2 separate regions of the Homo sapiens genome follow, and region 1 is linked to region 2. Evidence: chromatin loops called from intact Hi-C (ENCODE). Cell type or tissue: GM12878. All regions are shown on one strand.

Region 1 (8,000 bases), 270 kb after region 2:
CTACTCAAATGATGTTGTATTAGAAAATTTTAAAATAATAATGAAATAATTGCAAAGCCTCACTTTGGTTAAGTTCCTTTACACTGTTCAATACCTGCTACTTTGAATCCACATTCAGAAAAAACACCATCTCTTGAAGAAAAAAAGTCCTAGTTTTTTTTTATCTTTTCCAGACAAAGAATTGTTTTAGACTGAAATAACCTCTTTCCTCTAACGAACTAAAATACATATTTATTTCAATACTTAAGCAGAACAGATACAATTGTAAGAATCTAAAATTAAAATCTGTTCAAAATAAATAAAACCTTGCTCTTATTTTAGTGCACCAAGAATAAGATACAGAGCAGAAGAGAACCTAAGATCCCCTTAGCCAACGCACCCATAAACTGAACTTTTTCTTAAAAGAGACTCAATAAATTCCTCACAAATTCCACAACTTACAAATGGTAGCCCTGGGATTAAATCCCAGATCTCTTTTTCTTTCTACATATGACTGAATAATGTCTCATACTTAACATTCTGGGTGAAAAAGGAACAATGTTTTGAGTTTTCTTAATATTATCTGCCAAAAAGAATATATTAGTTTAGTAAGATTTTACTAAGGGAAATAATGAATATGATATTCCATTAATTCTATCAACATAAAACAAAATGCTTAACTGAGCCTGCAATCAGTTTTGTAAAATGGAACAAAACATGTCTGCATTTGTTTTCTCAGTTGTTTACATGTAGGTGTGTACATGTACAAGCAAGGCTTCTTAAAACACCAGGACATCTTTCAACTACAGAAAGGTTTTTAAAAATCTAATTTCAGTAAAATATTGAATATATTAGATCTATTTAGTGTACTATAATGTACTCTAACAAAATCAAGGTATTCACACAATTTGTGATTTTTAAAACCTCACCAGTTCTCAATGGCAGATAGCTAAGTGCGTAGCACTTTACGTCTAACAGCCTGGATTTGCACCTATCACAAATACGTGACCTTGAAGAGGGACTGCAACTCTGTCACCCAGTTTCCTCAGGTATGCAATAGGCTATAATTCACAGGGCTCTTATGAAGAACAGAAGATAAATTAACACCCAATATGTTAAACAAATGTCAGTGCCTCTTCCCTGCCCTGTCTCAACATCATAAAAATGGTACAAGGCCAAGCGCGGTGGTTCACACCTGTAATCCCATCACTTTAGGAGGCCAAGGCAGGCAGATTACCTGAGGTTGAGAGCTCGAGACCACCCTGACCAATATGGAAAAACCCCATCTCTATTAAAAATACAAAATTAGCCAGGCATGGTGGCACACGCCTATAATCCCAGCTATTCGGGAGGCTGAGGCAGGAGAATCGCTTGAACCTGGGAAGAAGAGGTTGTGGTGAGCCAAGATCATGCCATTGCACTCCAGCCTAGGCAACAAGAGTGAAACTCCGTCTCAAAAAAAAAAAAAAAAAAAGTACAAAAAAACTGAAAAGTTCTGACATACACCAGCATTTAGACCATATAACAACAACAAAATGATGCAGGTTGTAACTACAGTTAGCTCTCAACCCTTTCCTTAAAGAATTATTCTCATTAATTTCACTAAAAAAAAAAATTTAACCAGCAAAACCTATATACATAGGTGTTATTGAAAATATTTTAAAATGACAATGACAAAAACCAGGCATAGAAAATCAACTGCAAATAAATACCCCAACTAATTAACAATATCAATGTAGCACAACTGTGCGTGATTTTTTTGTCTGGATATTCTAAGTTTTCTGTAAGAAGCATATAAAGTCCTCTAAAATTCACAAAGCATATATTTAAACATCTTTGTGAAACTCAAAATTCCCCACATCCCTGTATCATACAGTTTCCCCCATAAAATGAATTAAAAGGGCAGAAAATAATAAAGCTAAACTGAGATGGGGATGCTGAGCTAGGCTCACTCATTAGCCACGTGGCTCACTTTACTTACTAGTTTCTCTGAGTGCACAGTTTAGATTTTAGCCTCAGCAAAATTACAAATTACCACGTGTTGGGGAGCCTCAAATATTGCTCTCAAATTGTTGTAACCATGAATATAAATCCTCGAATACTAAGGGTCCACTATGCTTTTATATTCAGAAGAAAAAAAGTTTAAAATCTATTTCTAACTTTTAACATCCAGAGAAGAATTTGAATTTTACTGTATAAAAGGGACATGTATGATTAAAAAGATAAATTCTGGAGCATAAAAGAAGGCTCTTTCTATTGTTATTGATCCATAAACATACATGCTTCCAGAATTTATCTTTCTAATCATACATGTCCCTTTTATACAGTAAAATTCAAATTCTTCTCTAGATGTCAAAGTTAAAAAAATAAAACTTTGCCTTAGGCAATGCTCACAAATCACTAAAAAGTATCTCTTCTGACTAACCAATACACTTACTTTTATTAAAACAAAGATAGTTTATCAAAAGCTAAATGAAAAAAATATTTTTTTTTCTTTCTTCCTTTTTTCTTTTCTCTTTTTGGAGACAGAGTCTCACTCTGCTGCCCAGGCTGGAGTGCAGTGGTGCAATCTTGGCTCACTGCAGCCTCCACCTCTCAGGTTCAAGTGATTCTTGTGCCTCAGCCTCCCGAGCATCTGGGATTATAGACACGCACCATCACACCAGGCTAACGTTTGTATTTTTAGTAGTGATGGGAGACGGGGTGAAGAAATCTTTATCAGTAGATCAAACAAGGAGTAATGTCTGTTGGACAACTGAAGAAAACGATTCAGTACCCTGAATCAAGAAGGGTTCCAAATACCAGTTAATTTAGTTTGTCAAGAAATTAGATGCCTGTTTCATGTACTGATCAACCAGCTTTTTTCAACCTAGGTAATTAAATGCAAAATAATAAGTTTATTAGCCAGAATAAATAAATGTGAAAATTTCAGACTCAACTTACGCTAATCTAATACAATTTGCAATATATAAGAAAGTAAAAATACTATGAGAAGAACATCTAATACATAGACATAATAATGTATCTAAGATATATTGCTAAGTAGTAATTACATTCTTGGCAATTTTGCAAAGCTTAGTAAATTTCTAACATTTTATAAATATACATCAACATACACACATACATATTCCTTAATAATATTCTATAATTTTGATAAATCATTCTTAAAAATTACTGTTAGGGCCAACACATATATTTCATTATACATTATTTCATATTAATTTGTAAAATAAATATTAATCAAATCGCTCTGCTTTAGAAAGGTAAAATTACATATTTCCATATAGTAGTCAAACCCTAAAAAATTCAGCAACACTATAACAGAAACCTATTTGAAAGATATCCAATGCCCATCCCCAGAAAAGGTATTTGAATTTAAAGTTATTTAACTGTGGTTTAAAATAAAACAAAACAAGACTGAATTTCCAGATCACCATAGGATGCATTAACTTCTAGCTCCATCTGCTGGAGTTACAAAATATTTCAAACTACAATATACAATACTATAGAGGAAATAATTTATCATTTTTCCTCACATAGACAAAAGCCTTCATGAATTTAAATTAAAAAATTAATCAGAGTTCAGCCATACTCAATAATTTCCAAAATGACAAAAGTTCAATATTTCAGTAGAATTAAAGATCTAATCCAATTATCAAAAAGCAATTTACACAATTTTTAAAAATTCTACCAACAAAGCATAAGGCTTAGAAAAGAGATTACAGTCTGTTTTCAAGTAGTGTGAGGACTTCAGAATTATTAGCCACTGTTGATTTGGGGTAAAAAGAGACAGAGAGAGAGAGAGAGAGAGAGACAGAGACAGACAGAGAGACAGAGACAGACAGAGAGAGAACTTCAGAATTAGAATAGCCTCTGCTTATTTACTTAGAAGAAAAATAAATAACAACTACCAATGAAATGTGGGACTTTTTATCTTCACATAACTTTTTTCTTAAAAAACAAATAATATGTCCATTGTATAAATGCAAACACCAAATGCAATGTAAATACCAAAAAAAAATGCATATCATAAAATCCTACAAAAAGTTAAACTCTTTGTATTTACCCTTCCAGGTATTTTTTGATGCAGCTACCTACACATGTACTCTTTTTTCTTTTTACAAAATAGGCATTGGATCGTAAATATGGGCTTTTTTCTGGTATCTCTGTATATCAACAAATACCTACATTATCATCTATAATGTCCAGAAAAGCACTCCACTGTTTGGATCGACAAGATATGATTAATTTCCTATCCCAAACACTAGGATTTTTCTATTTGTAATGTTATAAACAATACCTCAATATCCAGTAACTATCTTGATACACATTATGATAAATGACTGAACTACTGAGCCCAAATGACTAGGAACATTTAGTGAACAACAGTACATTAAAATTTATTAGGGACTTACTTTTGACTTAGCATCTATTCATAAGTAAATATAATATTTTCTTAAGTTTGACTGCTTATACTCTAAAAGTCTGGTTTTTTGGATCTTCTATGGAACTTAAAAATGAATTTTAAAAGGATGGATTTTGCATTGTTCCTTCATGATGTCCAAACAGTGTATCGCCTATTCCTGATGACAAATCAAAATAAAGCACACAGTCCTTGCAGTGACTTGTCGGATTCATTGTGGTTATATTTTAACAGACAATCTCAAACTGGGCATTCATGTCACAAATGTTTGTTTTGTCTCTATCTCTGGTCATAAGTGAGTGGACAGCTTAGCCAAAATTGGGCCCCACTGGGGAAAAATCACTCAAAAACTGAAGAATTATTTCCTGGTTTTATTTAAGGGTACAATCTAACTCCATCATTTTCCTATCTTCCAAATTTTTATTGTTATTTAGCTCTTATTTTGATATTAAACTCACATTACTTAAAATTAGCGATTTTAAAGTGAACAATTCAGTGGCATTTGCACTGAACTGTTCATTTGCAATGGTGTGCAACCACCACCTTTACCTAACTCCGAAACATTTTTATCACCCCCAAAAGGAAAACCCACAAAGCAGCTGTATCATTGTTTTTCAACTTATGGAAATGAAGAGTTTCATATTTTCCTATTAATTTTTTAACAGTACACAAGATATAGAAAATGTATAGAAGTGGATACTTTATTTTTTCGGTCCATTTTTTAACCCTTTTTCCTATTTTAACAACAAAAAGAACTTACACTACCATTTTAATTTGTCATCTCTGCCCTATCCTACAACAAACTACAGTTGCTGGCATGTCATGGACCCACACTGTGTGAATGACAGAACACATCTCACAGCATCAAGCTGACAAGTGATGACAACCACCAGCCAAAACCCAGAGGCCAGAGGATCATCATCAGGTCTCCTAACTCCAATGCTCCAATGTCATTTTTCTGTATCACATTTTTCAAGCTATTTTCTCACTGCAGACAGAGATACATCTTGCTTACATGACACAGTTTACTAAGGTTATTATTTTATTTGTGTTACAAAATTCTTGCCCAGAAAAGTAAAGTAGCATTCCAAGGTAATATGGTTAACACATAACATCTCAAACCTGTATCCAAAATCCAAACACTATATTTAAGCCAAACTAAATATATTTGCACATACAAAAAAAAGCATTATCAACACATTTAGCCTCTAATCCATATGTGATTTACACATTAAAGGCACAATCAAAAACATCCATACTGACAATTTTATAAAATAAGCCATTAAATTTCCTTTCAAATTCACTTTTGCCAAAATATTCCTAATGATATAATTATAATGACTTTTATTCCTTCAATCAATCAATATTTATTGAACACTTTCAACATGAAAGTACTAGAACAGATGCTCCATGGGAGATTAAAGGAATCTGAACATTTTCTGAGTACTCACAGAATCCCATAAATGTCACAAAACTGTAAATGACAGATTGACAAATGAATATTAGTGATATAACTGTGCTCTGGGGAAAAGGAAATAACCAGACCGTTCGTGAACTTCTGGACACTGGCTCTGAACTGACACTGATCCTAGGAGACCTTCCCTGTGGCTCTCCAGTCAGAGTAGGGGCTTATGGAGGTCAGGTAATCAGTGGAATTTTAGCAGAGGCCCAACTCAGAGCGGGTCCCTGAACCCATCCTGTGGTTGTCTCCTCTCTTCCAGAAGGCAATTAATGGAATGGAATGGCTAGCAGAATCCCCATACTGATTTCCTGACCTGTGGAGTGAGGGCTATTATGGTGGGAAAGACCAAGTGGAAGCTACTAGAACTGCATCTACCTGGGAAAACAGTAAACCAAAACCAATACTGCATTCTTAGAGGGATTTCAGAGATTACTGCCACCGTCGAGGACTTGAAAGATGCAGGGGTGGGGATTCCCACTACACCCCCATTCGATTCTTATCTGGTCTGTGCAGAAGACAGACAGAGCTTCCAGAATAACAGAAGATTATCGTTAAGCTTAACTAGGTGGTGAGTCCAATTACAGCTGCTGTACCAGATGTGGCTTCATTGCCTGAACAAATTAACATGCCACCTATCTGGTATGCAGCTACTGATCTGGCAAATGCTTTTCTCTCTGTCCCTGTTAGTAAAGACCACTAGAAGCAGTTTGCTTTCAGCTGACAAGGCCAGCAATACGCCTTCACTGCCCTACGTCAAGGGTATATAAATTCTGTAGCCCTGTATTATAATTTAGTTCACAGAAATCTTGATCACCTTTCCCTTCCATAGGATATTAATATCACACTGGCCCATTATGTTGACGATATTTTGCTGATTGTAACTAGTGAGTGAGAAGTTAACAACCACTCTAAACTTATTGGTAAGACATTTGTGTGTCAAAAAGTGGGAAATAAATCTGACAAAAATTTAGGGGCCTTCTATCTCAGTGAAATTTCTAGGGGTCCAGTGTTGTAGGGTATATGGAGATATCCTTTCTAAGGTGAAGGATAAATTGTTGAATCTGGCGCCTCCTGCATCAAAAAAGAGGCATAACATCTAGCAGGCCTCTCTGGACTTCGAAGACAACACATTTCTCATTTGCGTGTGTTGCTCCAGCTGGTTTACTGAGCGGCCTGAAAAGCTGCTGGTTTTGAGTACAGCCCAGAAGGAGGGAAGGCTCTGCGGCAGCTCCAGGCTCTGTGCAGGCTGCTCTGCCTCCTGGGCCACATGACCCAGCAGATCCAAGGGTGTCTGAAAGGGCAGAGGCAGAGACGCATGCTGTGTGGAGCCTTTGGCAGGTTCCTCTCAAGGTGAACTGCAGCACAGGCCCTTAGGATGTTGGGGCAACGCCCTGCCATCCTTGTGGGTAACAACTGCCTTTGAGAAACAGCTCTTGACCCACTATGGGGCTTTAGTAGGGATTGAATGCTGAAACATGGACCACCAAGTTACCATGGGACCTGAGTTGCCCATCATGAACTGAATGTTTTCCGACCCACCAAGCCAGAAAGTTGGGTGTGCACAGCAGCATTCCATCATCAAATGGAAGTGGTACATGTCTGGGCCTAAGTAGGCCCTAAAGGCACAAGTTACATAAAGAAGTGCCGCCAATGCCGACGGTCCCCACTCCCGCTACGCTGCCTTCTCTCTCCCAGCCTGCACCTACAGTCTCCTGGAGAGTTCCCTAAAATCAGCTGACGGAGGAAGACCTGGGCCTGGTTTACAGATGGTTCTGCATGATATGCAGGCCCCCACGTTAGTGGACAACTGCAGCACTACTGCCCCTTTCTGGAACATCCCTAAAAGGACAGCGGTGAAGGGAAACTCTCCGATGGGCAGATCTATGGGCTGTACATCTGGTGGTTTGCTTTGCTTGGAAAGAGAAATAGCCAAATGTGTGATTATTACATATTAATGGACCATGGCCAATGGTTTGGCCAGATGCTCAGAGTCTTGAAGAAACACAATTGGAAAACTGGAAATAAGAAAATTGGGATGAGGTACATGAACAGACCTCTTTGAATGGGAAAAAAATGTGAAAGTATTTGTGTCCCATGTGAATGCTCACCAAAGGGTGACCTCAGCAGAGGAAGATT
Region 2 (8,000 bases):
GAAGAGTGGGCTATCCTGGGCCAGGTCCCAACTCAAAGGAAGTGGGCTATCCTGGGCAAGTCCCCAACACAAAGGAAGAAGTGCAAGAGGCTGGGGGAAAAAAGGCCTCTGAGTTCTAGGCTTATGCCCCGTTCCATACGTCAATGCAACTCACACATCTGAATCCAAAGTCCAGGGCAGGAAAATGCAAAGCACCCCTTCAGCAGGTGGAGCTGCAGAGTCACATGTGTGAAGTCATGTGAATAACCCGAAGTCTAAGGAGGAGTAAAGGAGGGAACAGGAAGGCAATCTACCACTCCACACTGGGAGAAAAGTGAACGGAAATGCAGAGACCCCATCTGCATTTCCATTGTTCCTTGCACAGTAAACGCTCCAACCAACCCAACTACCAGAACCCACTTATTTGATTTAATTTAATAAGTATTTGTTTTGACTCTGTCTGACCAAGCCTTGGTGGTAGGCCAGAATCGGGGAACTGGTTTACCCACCTCCTACTCAGGCCTCTGGACATGCACCGCCTGGCCAGAGATCACACCAGGTAATACGGGGGCATATGCATTCAATACTAATGAGGCTTCCTGCTCATTACACAGAACACCAGAAAACACACACAAGATAAGTACAGGTTTCATTCAATCACTCTTTGAAAACACATCATCAAATTCAAATGAGTAAAGCAAACAGGTGTGTATTCCGAAGTAAAAAAAATTAAAAATTTTCTTTTTATAAAGAACTTTAGCATAAAAACCTGGATGTGAGAAACCTGGGAATACCTTAGTCAACAATTTGGATATAAAATTATTTTTAATTTGTTGGCACTGAGGTAATATTTTTTTTCTCAGTATGATGGCCTTTTTATCCAAGCATATATTTGTGAATTTTGTGTTAGACTTATTCTATATCTGACACATTTCGTGAATGGGCCGGAAAGGTCTCCTGACATCAGTTACAGGCCTGAGAAAACTCATTACTACAGCGTTTTAACAATTTTAAATTCAGGTGTTCCCTGTAGAGTAACAGATGAAATGCACACAGGATCTCTTGGGGAGGAGACTGAGAAACGTGGCACAAAGCTGTTGTTGCCCAGGAAACAGACACAGCAGCAGAAAACCACGGGAGGGCTGCCTCCCGGTCCGTCATCATTGGAAAGCCTCCTGTGCTGCAACTGCTGTCCTTCCAGCAGTTAGAAATCACGGAAGTGAACACGGATGATGATGAGGATGAAGGGAAGGGGTGGCTGCACGGCGAGATCTCTCATCCATCAGAAACTGGGTCTTCTCCAAGCTCTGAAAGACTCTCTTGGAGGTGCATGTTGCACTAAGGAGCAAAGTGACAACATCCAAAATGTGCTTTTCTCAGTTCAGCAGAGAAGTTGTACACACATCAGTTCAACATGGCAAGAACGCTCACCAACGATTATCTGCACCCGTGTGCTCCTCACAGCATTCTTCAACCTTCCTGCTGCGCTTGAGCCTTTTCCAAACAAAAACGTTTAAAACATTCAAAAATAAATAAATGTCCTCTTGCGGGCTTCTTGCCAAGATGTCATTATAGCATCAGTTTTGAGGTTCCCTCTCAGGCCCAAACATTTACCATGACAGATAAAATCTACCAACCACACCACCCCCCGCCCCACCCCCTGCCAAAAAAAAAAAAAACATGATCAAGCTCAAATTTAGCTAAATAACTCTATGAACCAAAGGTGATACAAAAATGGAAAGCTGGCTGAGCATGGTGGCTCACACCTGTATTCCCAGCACTTTAGGAGGCTGAGGTGGGTGGATCACTTGAGGCTAGGAGTTCAAGACCAGCCTGGACAACATGGTGAAACCTCATCTCTATTAAAAATACAAAAATTAGCTGGGCGTGGTGGTGCATGCCTATGATCCCAGCTACTCAGGAGGCTGAGGCAGAAGAATTGCTTGAACCCAGGAGGCGGAGCTTGCAGTGAGCCGAGATGGCGCCACTGCACTCCAGCCTGGCAACAGAGCGAGACTCCATCTCAAAAAAAAAAAAAAAAAAAAAAAAAAAAAAAAAAAAAGGAAACCTGAGAGTAGTGGAGTTTGAAAACAGCACGACAACCATGACACAGCATCCCCGAGGTACCAGGTAAACCAGGCTCACAGACGAGCAGGGCCAGAGGAGGGTCCGACCCGTTTAACGCAGCCAGCAACATTAACACTAGAACCAGAGCGGGAAAATGCAGGAAAACGTCACTTGCCATCCCTGCTCTTGCTCACACACGCAAGAATTCCAAACTCAATATTAGCACATCAGCCGTGTATACAGATCATTTATCATGGCAACGTGGGATTTAACCCAAGAGTGAAAATGGTTCAACACCAGAATATCTACAAAGTAACTACTAAGTTAACCTAACAGATTAAAGAAGAAAAGACATATGCTCTCCTCAGTTGATTCAGAAAAATCATTTTATAAAATTAACAATCATTCATGTGTTTAAACAATATACAAAATAGAAAGGAACTTTCTTAACCTGACTTTTTTTTTTCCAAAAAAAAAAAAAAAAAAAAGGGTCGGGGGAAGAATCAAAAACTCACAGCAGGGCATGATGAAATTTCAGCTCACTGCTAGGTGCCTGTCTAATTCTTCAAATCAGTATAGGGTTGCTTTTCCCTTGCAGCTTCCAAGAGGACAGTTATTTATTATTGATGTTTTAAATTTTTTTTATTTGGAAAAAGCTCAAGTTGCTGATGTAGGAGGTTGCTTGTGGTGAGCCAGTGCTCCTGCCAATATTAAACAGAAAATCTGGGGAAAAAAAAAAAAAAACACCCCGAAGATCTGTTTGAAAGCATTGAAGCACCACAGAGACCACAGGACTTGAAACGGCCAAACCACGGAGAAGGGTAAGCTCCCCAGAGAGGGGGCCACGTCCTGCAGCTTCTCCCATCAAGCCTGATATAGAGCGAGACTGCGGTCTGCACAAAGGGCCGGTCCTGAGGCCACGACTGAGAGGCAGAGACCCCACCCAGGCTTCGGCAGGCTCATGTGGATGGAGAACTAAAATGAGAGACTCGAGGGACCAGGTTCCCCCTGAGAAGGGGAGGGATAAACCAGTCCTGGCGGGTGTCAGCATTTTCCTTCACACATACGCTGCCTTATGAGGCTGCAAGGGGTGGAAAGGCACCAAGCCAAAAAGAAAGCCCCAAGCCACAGTAGCGAATGTTTAGCAAGTTCTAGAAAAATCAAGGCTTGGAGATTAGCACCTGCCGAGAAGAGGAGCCTGCTGATCCCCACGGCCTTTGGCTGAGACCCCAGGAGGGGAGAGGCACACAGAGCCCAGCTGACGGCCCAGCCTCAAGTCAGCTTAGACCACAGCGAGGGAAAGGCAACCATCGCCTCCTTGATCTGCCTCGCACAGAAAGCATGAACCCTCTCTGGGAGCAGACAACACCCAGAGATCTCACAACTGTTCATATACAAGGTCTAGAATTCAGGGCGGGCAGGGGAATTCCAGGCACATTAACGTGACAGAACTCAGTGACCAAAAGTCAGGGGAAACAAGTCAACAGAAATACACCCACCTTTGATGCACATATTGAAATTACCGGGTAAGGAATTTAAAATAGTTTATGGATATGTTCAAGGAAATGATGGGGAAAATAATGAAAAATGGGAAATCTCACCAGAGAATTGACATCTATTAAAAAGAACCAAATGGGAATTTTAGAACTGGAAAATACAATAATTGAAATTAAGAACTCAACAGATGGGTTTAACAGCAGATGATACCCAGCAGAAGAAAGGGTCATGAACTAGAGTCCAGGTCAATGGAAAATGTCGCGACTAAAGCACAGAGAAGAAAAGGGTGGGGACTGCAGAAGACAGCATGATAGGCCTGCTGGACTTCAGGGAAATGACCTAACATGCCTCAAACTGCAGATCCAGAGAGAAACCAAAGCCAGAGTACAGAAAAACCACTGTTTAAAGAGATCATCGGTAACATTTTCCAAAACTAATGAAAGACATCATCAAGGCAAGCCATACATTTATAAAGTTCCACAAATTCCACCAGGATAAATAGAGGGTAAAGACATGAAACCCTCCACACATACTCTGACAGGTAAAAGGTTTAGCCTGCAGCAAAAGCCTGCGGAAACCAACAAGCCACAGCCTGGGATTTTTGCAACCCCTGAAACCAACGAAAGGTGAAAAACCACATTATATATTTTTAAAGCTGAAAAATCGATTTTTAAAAGACAGGCAAATCACATTCTTATCCAAGTCTGGGAGGCCTCACATGACTGGACCAAGGACCGAGAGCACCTGCCATCGCATCCATCTGCCCGCACACCGCCCAGTCCCCTCCTGGGCTCCTTCTCTCCCAGTACTTGGCTGGAAGCAGCAAGAAGACACCAGGACTCACCAAAGCCTTTCTTCTTCCCAGAACTGCCTCTCCTGGAACAATGGGTTCCACAAGCCACAGCCTCCTGTCCGGGTTCCAGACCATGTGGGTAACACTTCCACCAAACGTCTTCCCAGGACTTCACAAGACCATCATATTCACAGCCCACAATGTCTGTTTCTTCATGCTTGCCCCTGGCTGCTGGGCCAACGCACATTTTGTAAGGTTTTATTACAGCAGATCCCCATCCGCAGGCTCACGTTTCTGATGAGGTTACTGACCCCAAATACAGCGAGATGAATGAGCTATCAGTGTACATCATGCTCATGTCACAGTCCAGAGCTCCGCAGTAGGTACATGACAATGGCATGATGCTGCTGGAGGTCCAGGCTGGCCCGGCGGCTCTGCCATGCTGGGCGCATGGCTGTCTCTGGGTGGAGGCTACAGCTGTCTCCACATCCTACCAGCCGAAAGGAAAAGCAGGCATCCAGGCAAGATGTCACCTCTACCTTCTCACCAGCCCAGACAGTCATATGGCTACACCAGTTGCATGTGTGTCTTAGAAACGCAGTCAGCTTTCCAACCACTGCAGATACCAGAAGGATGAAGAGAGGTGGAAGGAGTCCACATGAAGTACCATGGGGCTGATTCTTCCATCCCACAGTCATATCCCCTCCCCAGGAGGCTGCCTGAGGAGAGATGGGCTACACAGATCAAGGTTTTGACTCCTCCAGGCTCACGGCCACTGCCCCTCTCCTCCTCGTCTACTGATCCATCTCTTTCTGCCACCAGGACAAAGTTATTTCAGGGACTTACCTCTTCTGACCCTTGACTTACTTCGGTGCCAACTTGCTAAGCCCTGACAGATCTCCCCAGCCCCAAATCCAGGGAGGAAAAGGCTGAGGTGCTGGTTCCCCCACACCAGGAGACCCTGGACTCCTTCTACTATATAGTAACCCCCTTCCCCAGGCCCTGCATTCTCAAGGAAGAGCTGAGTGGATGTGTCCGACTGAGGTCCTGAATGTTAATTTTGCCAAGGTGGGGGTTAATTAAGAGACATCAATTTATAAGGCAACGTAGATTTCCTCTATGGCAATCTCCTGCATCTATCCATAAAGAAAAGCAACTAGCACATCTTTTCTCTACACACACACACACACACACACACACACAAACACACACCCGCCCCACGCTGAGGCATTCCATTACACACTGTATGCCACCCAAGGACGTGAAAGAAGACTTAAGAGCATTTACACCTGTTGTTCCAAAATTCAGCTGTCTAAAATATCAGTTCTCCTTAAATTAAAAACATCATTTTTATCCAAATCTTAATGAAGTTATTTTAGGAATTTGAAAAAAAAAAAGATTTGAAAATTCTTCAGGAATCTTATATACATACAAAAAGAAGAGCAATTAGGGAAAGTGGTGCCAGCAGATAATAAAACCACACATTGGAACAGTCTAGAACAGGCGGAGGAAATACAGCTCCCTGAGACTGACATCAAAGCAGAAACCATACATATTGGTTGACATGAAAATGTGAAACGTCTGCATGCCAAAAAGAAAACACTGTTTATTGATGAAAATGCAAATAGTCATATAACTATATTGAAAGGGAAGGCCTGGTGATACAAAATCATTAAATCCTCATCAATCATAGGAGGAAGTGGAAAGACATTGTCCAAATTGCTAAAATCAAGGAGCTGCAGAATACTCGGATAGCAAGGACTGGGGGAAAGGGAGTGTTACCTCAGCACTGGGAGAAGAAGGTTTGCTCATTCACCGCTGGAAGTGTGAGAAGTATGGCTTGTTACCATTTTCTTCACTAAATCTAGCAACATATAGAAAAGCATATATCCATCTATTTTTCTATCTTTTCCTATCCCAAAAAGCAAAACGCACCTTATATAAGTACTCGATGTGTACAAACACGAGGGTCTTATAAGCCTAGTTTTAAGTGTCCAAAAAAGAATCGAAAGTAAAATAAAACTGGGTCTGAGATGACAGATTCTGGCACAATGCCATGGCATCTACTACACAGAATGAGACAGAACTATGCCAATGGGCTTCGGGGAATTTCTGTGTCTATTTTTTTTCATTCCATATTTATTATAAGAAATTTATATGCCGGGCACAGTGGCTCACACCTGTAATCCTAGCATTTTGGGAGGCTGAGGCAGGTGGATCACTTGAGGTCAGGAGTTCGAAACCAGTCTGGCCAACATGGTGAAACCCCATCTCTACTAAAAATACAAAGAAGTTAGCCAGGCATGGTAGCACACACCTGTAATCCCAGCTACTCAGGAGGCTGAGGCAGGAGAATCACTTGAACCCGGGAGGCAGAGATTGTAGTGAGTGGAGATCGCACCACTGTACTCCAGCCTGGGTGACAAGGAGACTCTGTCTCAAAAAAAAAAAAAAAGAAAGAAAGAAATTTATGTAAGCATAAGAAAAAATAAGATGTAGTGAAATGCTTATAATATGAATGTACTTCTATAAAAGAATGAACTAAAAAATACATACACCAGCATATTAAGTGTGCATAGAGAAATAGATGAAAGTTTACACACTATAGTTTTCATAATTTTGGTGTGGCGCTGAGAGAGAATTTTAGAGGGATATTAAGATGCAAAATGAACAGGGAAGTAGAAGAAAAAATATGAAGTTGCATGAAATAATTTCATCTGCATAAAATGATACAAGTTTGAATCTCTCCCGAATGCTGATGTTTGTTATCACAGGTGGTGCATATCTAGGTGAAATTCACTTTCTCCTAATACTTTTGTCCAAATGTTTTACAAGGAAGATGTCTTACAATATTATACTATGATGTAATCAGAAAATAGTTTTGGGTGTGCAAGACATATGAATCAAATTGAATCCAAAGTAGAAGAAAATAAAGAGTTAAAAACAAACAGAAAATAGACAGACAATAAAGGAAAATCAGGGTTTTTTTGAAAGATCAGTAAAATTTATTAATTTTAGTTAGAAAAAAGAGAAAACACAAATTGCCTATACCAGGAATAAAAGAGGAAATTTCATGATAAATATTACAGATATAAAATAGATAACAGGGGACTAGTATGAACTACCTTATCAAAATGATTCAACAATTTAAGTAAAAATGATGATCTCTGTGAAACACACAAATTACCAACTTAAGAATAAATAAAATGTAAAGAGATGCAAAAAATAAACTGATTTAATAATTTAAAGCCTTCCATAAACTTAAGCACAAAAAAAGAAAAAAACAAACAAAAATTAAAAAATAAAGCCTTCCTACAAAGCCTTTCTACAAACTCCCAGACCTACAAAACTTCGGTAAATTCTATCAAACCTTTAAGAAAGTAGATAAAGGAAACAGAACCACTTTCCAACTCAATTTTGTGAAACCAGTTATTCCCTGAAATCAAAACCAGAAATATCATTACAAGAAAAAACTACAGACTATATCCCTAGTTTAAGTGTAGCCAAATATTAGCAAATTTAATTCAGCAATATATAAAGGGGTAGGAAAAAAGAGTAATACACTGCTGGCCAATATCAATATCAAAAATAATAATAAGCACTTAGAAAACTAGAAACAGAAGGGTCCTTCTTCTACCTGCTTGGACATGTCTAGGTGAAGCCC

What was found. Hi-C counts contacts between places; a loop is a spot of excess contacts. Peaks named below come from ENCODE experiments on the same cell type or tissue, not always from the same donor. Only the 100,000 strongest peaks of a DNase experiment are listed, where the experiment ranks them.
Region 1: it touches region 2 in a loop (2.9-fold over the local background); 3 of 110 quality-filtered maps call a loop at or near these places.

Annotation. Positions count from the first base shown.
Region 1 is chr7:156,813,723-156,821,722 of GRCh38, forward strand. The region is part of intron 4 of LMBR1 (limb development membrane protein 1); the gene reads right to left. Among named protein-coding and RNA genes, the nearest start is that of LMBR1, 75 kb to the right of the region's middle. RefSeq lists an enhancer at 6,966-7,466. In GM12878, CTCF peaks have their summits at 3,440 (motif pointing left) and 6,934; a DNase peak (open chromatin) is centred at 3,408.
Region 2 is chr7:156,545,054-156,553,053 of GRCh38, forward strand. The region is part of intron 2 of RNF32-DT (RNF32 divergent transcript); the gene reads right to left. Among named protein-coding and RNA genes, the nearest start is that of LINC00244, 8.6 kb to the left of the region's middle. In GM12878, no CTCF peak of the experiment used is centred here; DNase peaks (open chromatin) are centred at 3,018, 3,028, 3,428, 4,113 and 1 weaker place; H3K4me3 peaks cover 560 bases; H3K27ac peaks cover 369 bases.